2 separate regions of the Homo sapiens genome follow, and region 2 is linked to region 1. Evidence: chromatin contacts called from ENCODE Hi-C or POLR2A ChIA-PET data. All regions are on one chromosome and are shown on one strand. Each heading gives the region's core, a stretch centred on a gene start or an enhancer-like site at or near the end of the contact. The rest is flanking DNA. Distances are from core to core; before and after follow the strand shown. Region 1 holds the start of COL15A1 (collagen type XV alpha 1 chain). Region 2 overlaps COL15A1 (collagen type XV alpha 1 chain).

Region 1 (6,802 bases), core at 3,071-5,570:
GTGCTGGCAGTTGGAAGACAGCCACCCTGCACATAAATGATCAAGATGGAGGGGATCTGGACAGGATGTTGCAGTGGCACATAAAAGGTGTCTGATACATTCTCCCTCCTTTTTCTTTTCCTCTTGGATTGTCAGATTTTCAAATCCATCATTTTCTCTTATGTTGAACCAATGACTCTTGTCTCAGCCTGTGGCCCCTCTTTGCATATCCAAACACATCAAGATGCTCAGCAGAACAAATGAGTCCTCCTTGGAAGGTAGTTGTGGGCTTAAACAGTCATTATTTTCTCTTGGTTATCCCAAAGGCAGCTATCTCTTTAGTTATTCTAGTAAATTCTATTCTAGTTAGCTAGTTAAATCTATTGCACTTTTTCTGCACATTAAATCAGATGATATGCAAGCTCTAACTACCTCCTGTAGACGTTCTCATCACAACTCCACAAGGGAGGCATTGTACCCATGTAGTGAATAAACTGAGGTCTAGAATGACATGCACTATATTCTTGGTAACTTCTTCAGAAACCAAAGTTTTAGATGATTTCCACAGATTTTTGTGCCCCTTCCAGCTGCTTGAGACAGTATGGAGAATGCTTTTGGATATTGAGTTATCAGGGACATTGGGTAGATTATGGGAAAATGGAACAGCCTATTAATTTAGTCCAGTTCTGTAAGAGTTGGGACATAAGATCCCCAGTCTTCACACATCCCAATCTCACAGATTACACTGAACGGTGGTAAACAATTTAGATCAGCTTGGGTATGACACGAAGCTTCCTCTTGGCTATTTCTACAACTTAACATTGAATGGAAGGAAATCACTTAAGCCCTAAAAACACTGTCTGGCAGGAGGTAAAATGTCTTGCTTGGCTTCCTGCCCCATCCCTCCCACACCCACAGCTGGGACCATTTGGCCCCCACTTCAGCTCCCAGGCCTGAGACCCTCCCTGTTCTTCATCTGCCTGAGTTCAGGGACAAGCTGCAAACTGAGAGCCCTTCTTGAATATGAACATGGTCTGGCTTCCCAGGAGAAATAGGTGCAAAATCAACAACCTTAACACGAGTCTATTTCCAGTCATTTGTAGATGAGAAGTGTGCTTTGGGAAACTTCATTTTTAGATTCCAGTGAATTGGGTATCATCAGTTACAGAGAACCAACAAAATATGAAATGTGCACATAGGACTTCCCTGCAAGAGTAGAAAGGAATCTGTTGCCTTATGCATATGTATCTTGGACTGATAAATTGGATCACAATCAAGTCTTCACCCTTCATGTTATATATGTAACTGAGGAGGCCAGGTTTGTTTCATAATGGCACCTTCATTTTTATTTTTTTCAATGTACACACTTTATTTGTATATTAAACAAGTAGAAATATGTTTTTCCCCATCTTTCTTTAAACATGTTCTTCTCCCCATATATCTTCTGTTTACCCATTTTTAACAGGAACATGAGCATTCAACCTATTCCATTTTTTCTTATATGCAAAGGCAGAGTGCAACTGTGATAGGGGCAATTGATTCTTAGCTTTGGTTTTGGGGACAATATGGGGTGGTGGGAACTACGGCAAACTGGACAGTACTGCCTTAGCTGAAGGCAGCAGCCCCTATTCAATGCCAATCAATTGTTGGCACAGAGAATGCAGGCCTTATGTCGCCAGGTTTTCCAAAATTTCAAAAAGAATCCAGAAGTCTCAATTTTACTGTGCAATTCTCTAATTATCAAATATTGCTAGCCAATTTAATTTGGAGGTTGACACCCAGCAGACCAGATAAAACATATCTATGGGCAAAATTGAAGGCTGGGCATGGTGGCTTATGCCTTTAATCCCAGCACTTTAGAAGGCTGAGATGGGTGGATCAACTTGAGGTCAGGAGTTTGAGACCAGCCTGGCCAACATGGTGAAACCCCGTCTCTACTAAAAATACAAAAATTAGCCGAGTGTGGTGATGGGCGCCTATAGTCCCAGCTACTTGGAAGGCTGAAGAGGAGAATCACTTGAACCCGGGAGGCGGAAGTTGCAGTGAGCCACCATTGCACTCCATCCTGGGTGACAGAGCGGCACTCCATCCTGGGTGACAGAGCGACACTCCATCTCAAACAAAAACAAAAACCAAAATCAAAAATGAAACAAAATTGAGCCTATGGCTGCCAGTTCACAATCTCTGGTTTTAAAACTGTCAAACAGAACCCTAGATCTACTATGTAGCCATAACTGATGTGGTTTTTCTAAGCAGTATAGAAATATAGTTCTAAGAAAGTCAATTATATTCCTAGTTAATGTGGTACTTTACAAACAATAGAGAAATATAGAATTATGAAAGCAAATTCCCTATGGTTAGTGAATCAAAATAAAATAAGGTTAGGCCCATCACAGAGTGGCTGCAAGTGGGAGAGAATTTACATTCACAGGGAATGTGAACAGATTAGGAAAGAGGCCTCAAGTGGACAATTTTGTCGGGATGCAGTTCGCCTTATGTGTTAGCTCCACATGAGGCCAACCTGGTTCTCGAGCTGCTTTGGCTACTGGAGCCTCAATCCCTTAAGAGGTTGATCTAGGGTCCCCCCTCTGTCTTGCCAGTTGTCCCCCTCCACAGGCCGCAGCCCCGATGAGAATATCCACAACCTCTAATAATAGAAGCCAAAATCCAATGGACAGAGAGCACTGTGGTGTACCAGTAGGTGGTCCCATCAAGGGACTCACAGCCACCATTCAATTCAAGGTAGTTGTGTCCATTATCCAGGTGGAGAAATAAAAAATCAGACCAAGGGCAAGATTTGCCCAACTTCACCCTGCAGCCAGGGCCAGCATTGGACTGGAACCCAGACTCCTGATCTCCAGGCCAACCATCCCTCCTCTGAGCCCTCACCGCCCAGGCTGGCATGAACCCTTTCATATCCGAGTGCTCTGTGTCTCCACTGCGATTTTGCTCTTGAGGGTGGAGAGTGAGTCTAATCTTCTTGCTTACTGGCAGGCAGCATGGCTGAGTGGGGAGGAGCATGGGTGTTGCATCTGCCATTCATTAGCCTTGGAATGTTTTGAACCTCAGCTTTCTTATCTATGAAATGGGGATCATGACAGTATCACCTTTCCATGGCTGTTGTGGGTATTAAATGAGATAACACAGCTAAAGCATTTAGCAGAGGGCTTGGGACATAATCCACACCAAGTAAGCATTAGTTGCTTATATCCATTCCCATGCCATCTCCTCTGCAAGGCTAACTCACTTGGCAAGAGGTGACCCATCCTCTAGAGTGGAACTGAATCAAACACAGGAACTGACCACAGAGCCACGGCCCACTGTGGCTACTTGGTGCTTCAGGAAGAGAGGTTTCTAGTGTTTACCTGGCTTCAGAGCTGTCCAGGTCTCAGCCAACTTCAGCGGTGCCTCTTCTCACTCCAAGATCTCACACTATGTGCCGGGTGGTAATCTTAATAAAAAGCGACCATTGAGGGTTTACCCAGTGCCCTGCGATAAGCTCTGCACAGATGGGTTAGTCTGCCCTGAACCGCCTCACTCCCACTGAGGGCTTTCGGAGGCAGAGCCTGGTTCATGACCCCCACATCTCATCACAGGGCCTGGTGTGATGCCTCACCCAAGACTGTGCTCCTTCATTCATCCAGCGTTTATTGGCATCTCCTACTACCTGAGCTGTTTTAGGCAGGGAACAAAGCACAGATAAGCCCTCCTGGAGCTTACATTCTGATGAAGGGGGCAGGCAAGGTATACATAGGGAGGAAAGCCCTGGAATCCAGTACATTAAAAACTTTTATTAGGATTATCTCTGCTGCATTTAGTTGTATGTATCCCTTATGGCCCCCAGGCAGGTCCACTCCTGGGCATTCAAGTCGGTCCATGTGTCAGGCGTGCAGGGTGGGTCACAGCATCTAGGAGCTCAGTGCAGCTTGGGACTTTGGGACATACGCTCCACCTCTCTGAGCCTCAGTCTCCTTGTCCATCATATAAGGAAATCACTGATTCCAGCCTTCCTGGGCTGTGGAGAGGATTCCCTCAGCGGCTGTGAAAGAGTGCTTTCTTGCGGGTCAGCCCCGACAGGACAGACTTAAGGGCGGGAGGGAGCCCATCCCGCTTGCCCCAACGAACGCGGGCGCGGGGCTTTCCTCGCAGGTTACATAAGGCAGCCGCGGGTGGAGGCAGCAGAGGCGAGCGCACGTCCGTCGAGGGGGAAAGGGGCGTGGGGAGGCGGCCGGGGCGGCCGGTATCCCCCGGGCGTGAGTGCGCAGCGCGCGGGGGAGCGCAGGGCGCGGCGGAGTCGGGTTTCAGAGCGCGGGTGACTCGGGGCGCGGGCCGGGAGCCGGGATTCTGCCCGCCGCCGCCGCTGCCGAGCGCCGCCTTTGTTCCCTGCAGGAAGGGCGAGCGCGGCGGCCAGCGCTCAGCGACCCTTCGTCCTCCGCTAAGCTCCAACGCTCTGCTCGACTAGCCGCGCGCCTTCCGGGGCTCCGCAGACCCGCGAGATGGCACCAAGGTAAGACCCGCTTCTCTGCTTCCTCGCGTCCCGGGCCCCTCCAATACTCTTGCCCGCCTCACCTTTTCTCCCTCGGGCACATCTTGCAGGAGGAACAACGGGCAGTGCTGGTGTCTGCTGATGCTGCTCTCGGTCTCCACGCCCCTCCCTGCTGTCACCCAGACCCGCGGTGCGACAGGTAAGCAACCCGGTCGGAGGGTGGCACCGGCTGCCTCCGCGCCCGTGGGGGAAGTCGGTTTTGGCGGCGGACGCGGCTGCGATGCGTGCCTCATTCCTGGACATAAAAGGGAGTCTTGCCACTCAGTGCGCACTGGCGGTCCCGCGGGCGGCTACCTCCTGGCAGTGCAGGGGTTATAGCTGTGAATGGGATCCCTGGGCAGCTGGGGCGGTTGGAGCGTTGTCTGGGCACCCGAGATGTCTGAGCTGGGTGCGGAGCCTCCAATCTTAGGCAGAGAGGGACTTCAGAAACAGCGCCAGCGCCAGCGCCAACAGCCTCAGCGCACCCAGCGCCAGCAGCTTAGGTTGTGCGTGCTGGCTGGCTTCTGGTAAGGGCAGGTCTGGTGCCTCTCCGCACACAGGTGCGAAGCATGAACACCGGGAGGGACATCTGGGGCTTTTGCTGCTCAAGAAATAACGGAACTGAATTGCTCGGTTGCTTAACCCAGCTCTGAGTTACCTAAGCGGTCACGTCTATCATGGGCAGTGGCTCCACCGGTGGTGGAAAGAGCTGTGGCCTGGAAGCCAGAGATCTGATCCCTTCCGTTCCCCGGGCCTCAGTTTCTCCAGCAGAACTCAGGCGGTTGGCTGAATAGTAAGATATAAGTTAAAGTAGACCTAAGTTAAAATGGGCCTCGGTTAAGGTCAGACTGCCTGGGTTTGAACTGTGGCTGGCTGAGTGATCTTGGGCAATGGATTTCATCGCTCTGTGCCTCAGTTTCCCCATCTGAAAAAGGCGATTAATTAGACCATTTTACCTTCCTAGAAATGTTGTGAATATTAGAGAAATTAGAAATAATGTGCTTCCCATGATTCCAGTATATACTAGGCACAAAATAAGTGATAGAAATTACTGCTTGATTCTTGCAGTAACTATGTGTTGGAAAGCAATGCAAGTATTTTTATTTTTATTTTAGATTCAGGGAGTGGTCATGTGTGGTTTTTTACAAGGGTATATTGCACGGTGCTGAGGTTTGGGCTTCTATTAATCCCATCGCAATGCAGGTATTTTTATAACATTGAGGTTGAGAGAAGCTTAGAAAGTGGCCAGTCCAAAAGCCAGGACTTGAATCCAGGTCTGTAGGCTCTTGCCCTTGCTCAGCTCTTTCTCCATGCAGTTTTGCAGAAGAGCCATGCTTTCTATAGCTTCTGACCCCCTCCCCTTTGAATTTGGGGGATTAGTACACATCTTCAATTGAATAAGGGAACAGAAAGTCTAGGAAACAACCTCTAGTCGGCCCAAAGGAAACGGGATTGAGAAGGTGGCCTTGGTTAACTCTTTGTTTGCCTGAAGAAGCCCAAGACAGCCCATTGTCTCCTGGGCAACAAGACCCAAATCCGATGATAGCTTTTCCTGCCAGAGTGTCCAGCCTGGCATTTATTGCAGATCAAAGGGCAGCTGGAGTATAGTTTTAGCTTCTCAGCCCCATGGCTCATGTCAGAAAGTTGCAATTTTGCATATGATATAGGGCCCTGCCAACTCAGTGGCAGAGGCCAACTTTGGGTTCCATGGTCTTTTGTGAACTTTGCTGCAACTTCCAGTTTCCCAAAAGGAAGATGGATCTGGGGATAGGAACTTTGGTGTTTCTTTCTCCTCCTGTGTGTGTCTCTGGGATCCCTCAGTGTCAGGGCTGTTGTTTCTAACACAAAGGAAGCCCTATTCCCATTTATAATGTAAAAAGGGAGGGCCAGCAAACCTTCAGGAGCTGAGAACGGTCTAAGGAGGGCCATTTGCAACTGATGGGTTTTCAGTGCCCCTTTGGGGATGTGAAACGATTCCTAAAAATGTAAACTATCCTCCTGCAAACTGCATTTGTAATGCAATTTAATATCCCTAATACTTATAAAACACTTTGTATATCCAGGTGGAGGTGTGAACATGTTCATATTTCATTCATCCAATCCTTACAACCACTCCAGGAGGTGAGGACTGAGAACAGTTACTATCTCTGTTTTTCAGATGAAGAAACAGAGGTCCAAAGTCACAAGACTTCTAAGTGGCTGGGGTGGGATTTGAACCAGACAGTCTGACTCCAGAGTCCTTGCTCTTAACCATCCTAGTGTGTAGTTAGAAGAGCTTCACGGATGGAGAAGGCTTTA
Region 2 (6,802 bases), core at 2,423-4,922, 33 kb after region 1:
CAGGCCTTGCTGGCTAAAGACAAGGAAGTCTGTGGGGAGGGCTGGGTTTGTCCCGGCCCCTGTTGGAGTCATTCCTTCCAGGCCTGAAGGCTGTGGACTGAAAGAACCGGCAGTTAGGGGCGGTTAGAAAAACTGAAACACTGGCGGGAGACAAGGAGGAGGCAGACGATGAGGCTGTCAGACCTGGCAAGGGCCTTTGGAAAATATTTAGTCCAAGGCTCTAGTTTGACAGATATTGAACCTGAGGCTCAGAGAAGGGAAGGGACTGCTCAAAGTCATATGCCAAGTTGGTGGCAGAGTCCACCTTGCAGGCTGAGGCCCTTTCCACCACCCCATGCAACATCTGAGAGGTCAGGATGTAGAAGTTGAGGCCGACTTGTGTGTGGTCTCAGAGGGGTAGAGAGCTAGGCCCAGCCAGGTGGGTGGGAGTTGCAGGGGCGGTTGCCTCAGTTCAACATGAGAAAGGACTTCCGAAGACTTCGAATTGTGCAGCAATGGTCAGGTGGCCGTGAGTGGAGATGAGCAGGTGGAAGCCAGGTGGCTTTGGATGGGTGAGCATTGTAGGAAGCTCCTCCCCAGGTGGTGAGCTGCACTGTCCCACACAGTCTGCGGTTGCTGAACTCCTGTCCCTCCAGGGAGGTGGGAGAAAGGGAAGTCACATGCCAGATGTGATTTAGACATACCCAGGGTCCTTGGGGGCCACCTCTCTGTAGGGGTGTCCAAAGGGAAGGGAAAGAACCGTCCCAGAAGATGCAAGAACCCCACCCTCCCAACTTGCTGGCAGGACAAGCTGACAAAGGGCAAGGAGGAGGGACACGTGGCTTCTCCGACGGTCTGCCCCCCATGCTGCAGGCGCAGAGGAGGGGGACTGAGCACCTCCTCTTCTCCCCAGGGACTGAGTGCCAAGAAACTCAGGTGAGAGGAGCCCTTCTGGGGTCCCAAGGGCAGTCCCCCCACCTTACCCTACATACCCTCATCCTACTGGTCCAGCCCCAGGCCACAGGCAGTATAGGGTCATCTGGACCCCCTCAGCCCCGGCCCCCCAGTGGGAATACACCCACCCGCTTGCAGGAGTCACCGTGGCCCCGTTTAAGCTGACTGAAGTGTGCCGTCGGTCTTTAGAGGCGTGTGTGGGAATGGTAGAAACCCAGGAGGGGCACCTTCAGCCTTTCCCAGCACTCGGTGCAGAGAAACAGCAGAGGAGGGAAAGGAGGCGTTATGGGTTCTAGGCCTGGCTTGGCCAAACTCACTGCATGGCCTCAGACCTGCTCTCTTGGGTCCCTTAACAGACCTTTCGCTTTGAGTCTGTTGTTGGGATCCCGGTTCACAGCGCAGGTGGAAAGCCTTCCTTGCAGTTGGTGGAAGCGCAGTTCCCGTAGAGACCGCCAGGAGCCGCTGCCGCGCACGGTCCCGGGGCGTCCTCAGCCTCCCTCGCGCCTCCGTCCGGACATATCCGCAGCGCTCCTTCACCTGGAGCGAGGAACGCTCCTTAGCCTCCTCTGGCTTTAAATGCTAACTAGCGCTAGCGCTGGGCTCAGGTCCCAGATGATCGTCTGTGAGAGGGAGCTTTGCAAAGCCAGCTACAGTTCTCTAGGGAGGCAAGGCTCCAAAGCTCAGGCTAGTCCCGGGCACTGCTTCAGGACCCCACAGATGGAAGGACTGATCCAGCCCATCGCACGGAAGGGGAAACCGAGGCCCAGCGGGGTAGGGGAGGTGCCAGATGATGTCCCTGAGCCTGTGGCAGAGAGGAGGAGGAGAGGTGAGAGTTCGCTCCTGTTCTTCATCTCTGGCCAAATCGCTGTCATCTGTGTGGAAGGAAAACCTGAACCCTGCTCTGTTTGTTTCTTCATGGCTGGGATTCTGCCTGGTTTCCATGGAAACTGGCTTTGGACCCTTGGGAGGAAAGTCGCACCCTGCCCTGACTGCTCAGATTTTCCTCTGCCTCCTCTGTCTCTGAAACCGTCTGATTTCTCCTCTCTGCGCCCTGAGGAGGGGCCACCCCAAAACTGCACTTAGGAGTCTGAACTAGATTTGAGGGAGGGAGGCTCAGGTTGTCTCTCCCTGTGTCCGTTCCTTCACAGCATCCCCTTGGCTCTGTGGATGTTTAGAGGAGGGGGGATGACTTTGGCCCTTTTTGCAGAGTGAGAGTGGGGCCCCCGTGTGTTGGGGTGCAGCTGAGCCTGACTGGAAAGATTTAGATGTAAGAAGATGGGGAAGAGTGATGTCACTAGAAGGAATAGCATGAGTGAAGGCAAAGACACGGGGGGAGAATGAGGAGATGAAGCAGAGGGTGTCTCGAGTAGAATTTTGCTTTTATGCTGAAGGCACTGGGGAGCCATTGAAGGCTTTGGAGCTTGTAATAGGAGCAGATGACTACTAATGGTCACCTAGATAGTGAGCTGCTTGAGCACACATGTTCCAGGCTTAGCTCCATGTCTCCAGCACTACACAAGGCACAATGTGGGAGCTTTAGAAATATGATCAAATTCATGAATTGGAAAAGTAAGTTGAAAACCCCCATTGGAAATGAAGCTATCTCTAAGCATTAATGAAGTGAGAGAATAAGACCGGTCAGATGCAGCCCCAGGAAGTGTTTGAAGGCAGTGAAAATACATAGAATAAATCACAGTGGATGTGGCTCTGAGAGTCTATCTGGTCTAACTCTCTGATGGGAAAACTGAGATCAGGGAGGGGGACTAGCTGGCCCAAGGTCACAGACAGAGTCTTGAACCTGAGTCCTTCCTCCCCTCCCTGGGTCTCTCATTGCCCCATGGATTCATGCCTCCCAGATGGGCTCTCTGGGCCAGTGGATCCAGCATCGTGGAGATGGGAGGGAACGTGGACTTTCAGGTGATGGATGGGCATGCAGTGAGGTCACTGTTGGATGTCAGACTGGAGCCCGACCTCAGTGACTCTCACCAGGGCCTCAGACTGTGAGCCTGGCACCTTCAATTCAGGAATGCCTAGGATTTAGTTCAGCCAGCAAACACTTCCTGAGGACCTGCTCAGGGACAGAGCCTGGGTGTGGGGGAGACAGGGAGAAGTGGACGCCAGTTCCTACACTTAAGGAGGTTCCAAGATGGTAGGGTCCAACACCTTAGTCATATAATGCCATATATGCTACATAGAGTCAGGGCCAAGTGCAGGAGCGGGAATGCCCAGACTACCTGGTGGGGGAATCCAAGAAGACTTCATGGAGGAGGTGATGACATTGAAGTTGGGCCCTGAGATGTGTGGAGCAGTTCCTCAAGTGGAGGGAACAGCATACACAAAGGCTCAAGGGTGTAAAATGTAGGACCCATTCAGGATACCTTGAGTTTTCCAGTATGACAATTGCATGGGAAATAGCAGGGTAATAATAATAGGGAAAGAAATGGCAGCTACCATTTATTAAGCACTCTGTGTGCTAAGCAGTGTGCTAAACATTTTAGGTATATTATTTTATTTAAGTCACACAACTGTCCTCTGAGAGAAGTATTATTATCTGGGGATAAGTGTGGGCCGCTTCCAAGAATCCTCAGGCTGCAGAGTTCCATCAGCATGCTCCACGCCAGTCCCCAGTCCCCTCCAAAATGGTGGGATGTCTTCCCACCAGCTGTGATCTCCACCCTCCTCCCTTCTTGCCCAGCACAGAGCCATCCAAGGTCAAGCCCATGGACCCAGTTGCTGGGCCTGTTTGTCTTGGCTCCCTGGCTTCTCCTCCCCTCCCTGGTGGCTGCCTAAACAGGTGGCCCTCCTGCTGGAGGCCAAAGGGAAATGAGCCAGCAGGCCCAGGCGCAGCCGCGAGTGAGCATGGGTCACTCCAGGTCAGGGGTCGTCCCCTACCACGCCATGCCATGGGACAGTGGATGTGGAAGGATGTGGTGGGGGTTGCTGAGAGCAGAGCTGGGCTGCTGGGGCTGACTTGGGCTTGCTCTACATTCATGGCTGGCCTCCCTCTTGGCGGACTCTGTGGAAACAAGGCCTGCGGGCCAGCGCCTATCCATGTGTCCTGTCTTGAATGGCTGAGGTCTAGGGGGATGGAGGGTGGGAGGGTTAGGAAGGGATCTTTTTTGCAGACTTTGGTTTTTGTTAAGCTTATACCTTGCATTTCCCATCTGTCGTCTCATTGAATCCCCACATGGGAAGTGGGCAGGGACCTCCCCTGATCACCAGGAAGTCATCGCCCAAAGGCTTTGTGTTTGGTAAAGGGCAAAGGAGGGGTCTCATCCCAGCTGTGTCCAAGGAAGAGGATGTTCTCCACTGCAGGCTGCCTCCTTTGCCCCCTCTCCAGCTGACCAACCATTGGCCAGGACCTGGAGTGGTCGGGGCTGTGGGAGGGCACCAGCTCTGGGACTCGTGGTACCAAGACTCTGTCCACCCTTGCTTGGCTGCCCCATCTGTTGCTTCCTGGCTGTGCCTCCTGGCCATGGAAGTCTCCCTGAACATCAATTTCCCTGTCTAGAAAACAAGGATGTTGGATAGATTCATGAATTTTTGTTTTTAAGCAGACTCCTAGGCATAAGAATTCCCAGAATTGCCACATGCAAGCCTGGATCTACTGGCCATGGGAAGCACTAGGCTGGTTTAAGCAATGAGCTTTCTGAGTGGGAGCCTCTCAGGCCCTTCTCCCTGTGTCGCCTGAACGCTTAACCTGGCCCTGGATCCCTCAGAGACACCACTTGGAAACAAGCCACAGGATGTGAAGCTCTGGTGCTTTTACTCTCTGTGGCACCAGGAATTTTCCGAGCAGAAAGAGGCTTCCCCCTCCTGTTCCCAGCAGGAAAGAGAGAGGAAATAGAGGAAAAGCTTTTTACTGGATTGGATAAGCGAAGAAGAAAGCAGAGCTCTCAGTAGGGTGTTTGTGGTTTTGTTTTGTTTTTGTCTTTAAACCGTGGAGGAAAGAAAAGAAATCTCAGTGGGATGTGTGGTTTTCTTTGTTTCTTTTCCTTCTTTTTTTCTTTCTTTCTGTACAAAGATAAGCTGTATCTGAGTGAGGAAAAGCAAGAAGAATAGGTTTTATGATTTCTATAAGTGGATGCAAGGAGATAATCTCTTTAAAAATATGTAGATGTCTTTACTTTTCATACCATGTATATGCTGTAAAATAGAAAAAAGTATAAAAAGATATCCAGTGAAAAGCAAGTCTCCCAGCCCCCAGCCACCAGCTTCCTTCCCTGGAGACAACCACTGCCCCGTTTCTTGTGTATTCTTCTAGAGCTATTGTAATATACCATATATATTTAAATATATATGGTATATTTAATTTGTATTAGTACATACATTTCCAACTGATAGCAATTCACTTCTGCACCTTATTTTGTCTGTTTTTATATAGTACATCTTGATTGTTTCATATTAGTACTTAAGGAATCACATCTTTTGAAACGCTGCCTTGGATTTCGTTGTGTGAACCTGTCATCATTTATTATATTAATCATTCCCAAAGATGGGAATTTTAGGTAAATTTAAACCACGATGCTGTGAATATTTGTGTATGTACTTTATATTTCACATATGTAACTTTATCTGTTAAAAAATTCATAGACGTATGACTGCTGGGTCAACAAGTACATGCACATTTGCCATTTTGATAAATGTTATTAAATTGCCTCCCACCACGTTATAACAATTTATGCTCCTGCCAGTAACGCAGGAGAAGGCCTGCTGCCTTAAACCCTTGCCAACACAGCGTATTCTGGTCTTTGCCAATCTGATAGGGAAAATGGTATCCCTTCGTAATCTTAACTCATTCTATCATTATGAATGAGGTTGAGTATTTTTCATATGTTTAAGATTTTAATTTCTTTTACTGTGTCTAGAATTTTCTATTCTTTGCCCATTTTTCTTTTGGGTATTCATTTACTTTGCATATTAGAGAAATGAGTTTGTTGCTGTGATTTTTGTAGCAAATATCAGTCATTTCATGGTTTTGGGGTTTTCTTTGACATTGCAGGGATTATCTTTATTATTATTATTATTATTTATTAGTTCTATGCAGAACATTTTTTTCTAAGTGGTCAAATTTAACCAAATTTACCAATCTTTTAACTAAAATTAATTTCTGTTTTAAAGCAAGTTGTAAACTGGAGAGGATAAGCATTCAATTGAGAATCAAATCTGAGTTCATGGCCAGCAAACACTTCCTCTCTATTAACCTTAGTTTAGTGTTTTCTAAAATGAGGTGATTGGAGGCTGAGCGCAGGGGCTCACACCTGTAATCCCAGCATTTTGGGAGGCCGAGGCAGGAGAATCACTGATTCCAGGAGCTCGAGACCAACGTAGGCAATATAGCGAGACCCTGTCTCTACAAAAAAATGAAAAAATTAGCTGAGTGTGATGCTGCATGCCTGTAGCCCCAGACATTTGGGAGGCTGAGAGGTGGAAGGGTCATTTAAGCCTGGGAGGTGGAGGCTGCAGTGAGCTGTGATCATGCCACTGCATTCCCACCTGGGCAACAGAGCAAGACTCTTGTCTCAAAAAAAAAAAAAGAGGGGACTTGAGAATATGTACACATTCATTCATTTGTTCATTCATTCACTATAAGCCCTGGGTTGGTTACTGGGAAGACAGATGGCCCAGTGGGAAGAGAGGCAAGTGACCCAATAGTGACATGCAGGGGCTATGATGGAGGACCCCGTGTGTACAGAGAGGACTTCTAATGCAGCCCCCAGAGGGGAGGGTGTGGGTGCGGGAGGTGAAGCGAGATTTCAGGGGAAGCGAGGCCTGGGCTGATGAGCAGGAGTCATTCAGTGAAAATAACTGGGCTGGGCTGGGGCAGATGGCACAGAGGAAAGCATTCCTGGCAGGGGTGGGAGTCCCT

The links. A loop is a pair of places that touch in the nucleus more often than their neighbours do. ChIA-PET counts read pairs that join two places held with the same protein, here RNA polymerase II (POLR2A). Pooled maps may share reads with other maps.
Region 2: a map of heart left ventricle shows a loop between it and region 1 (3-fold over the local background). The contact joins the enhancer-like site here to the promoter of COL15A1 in region 1. A Hi-C loop is called at or near these places in 6 of 168 maps with a recorded cell type or tissue (Right ventricle myocardium inferior, chondrocyte, esophagus muscularis mucosa and 2 more), 1 of 37 single-sample maps with no recorded cell type and 8 of 50 pooled maps. POLR2A ChIA-PET finds 5 or more read pairs at or near these places in 3 of 52 experiments (AG04449, AG04450 and GM12878).

Annotation. Positions count from the first base shown.
Region 1 is chr9:98,939,587-98,946,388 of GRCh38, forward strand. COL15A1 (collagen type XV alpha 1 chain) reads left to right here and starts at 4,321. Exons shown (of 42, transcript NM_001855.5): 1 at 4,321-4,486; 2 at 4,576-4,664. The coding sequence starts at 4,476. It overlaps COL15A1-AS1 (COL15A1 antisense RNA 1), which reads right to left and starts at 5,066. Exons shown (of 1, transcript NR_198999.1): 1 at 1,299-5,066.
Region 2 is chr9:98,973,704-98,980,505 of GRCh38, forward strand. All of the region lies in intron 2 of COL15A1 (collagen type XV alpha 1 chain), which reads left to right. Among named protein-coding and RNA genes, the nearest start is that of COL15A1-AS1, 32 kb to the left of the region's middle. Within about 2 kb of position 3,673, at least 6 of the 41 ENCODE cell types and tissues checked have a DNase peak (open chromatin) inside an H3K27ac peak, as active enhancers do; they include heart left ventricle and heart right ventricle, where a contact is called at or near this core.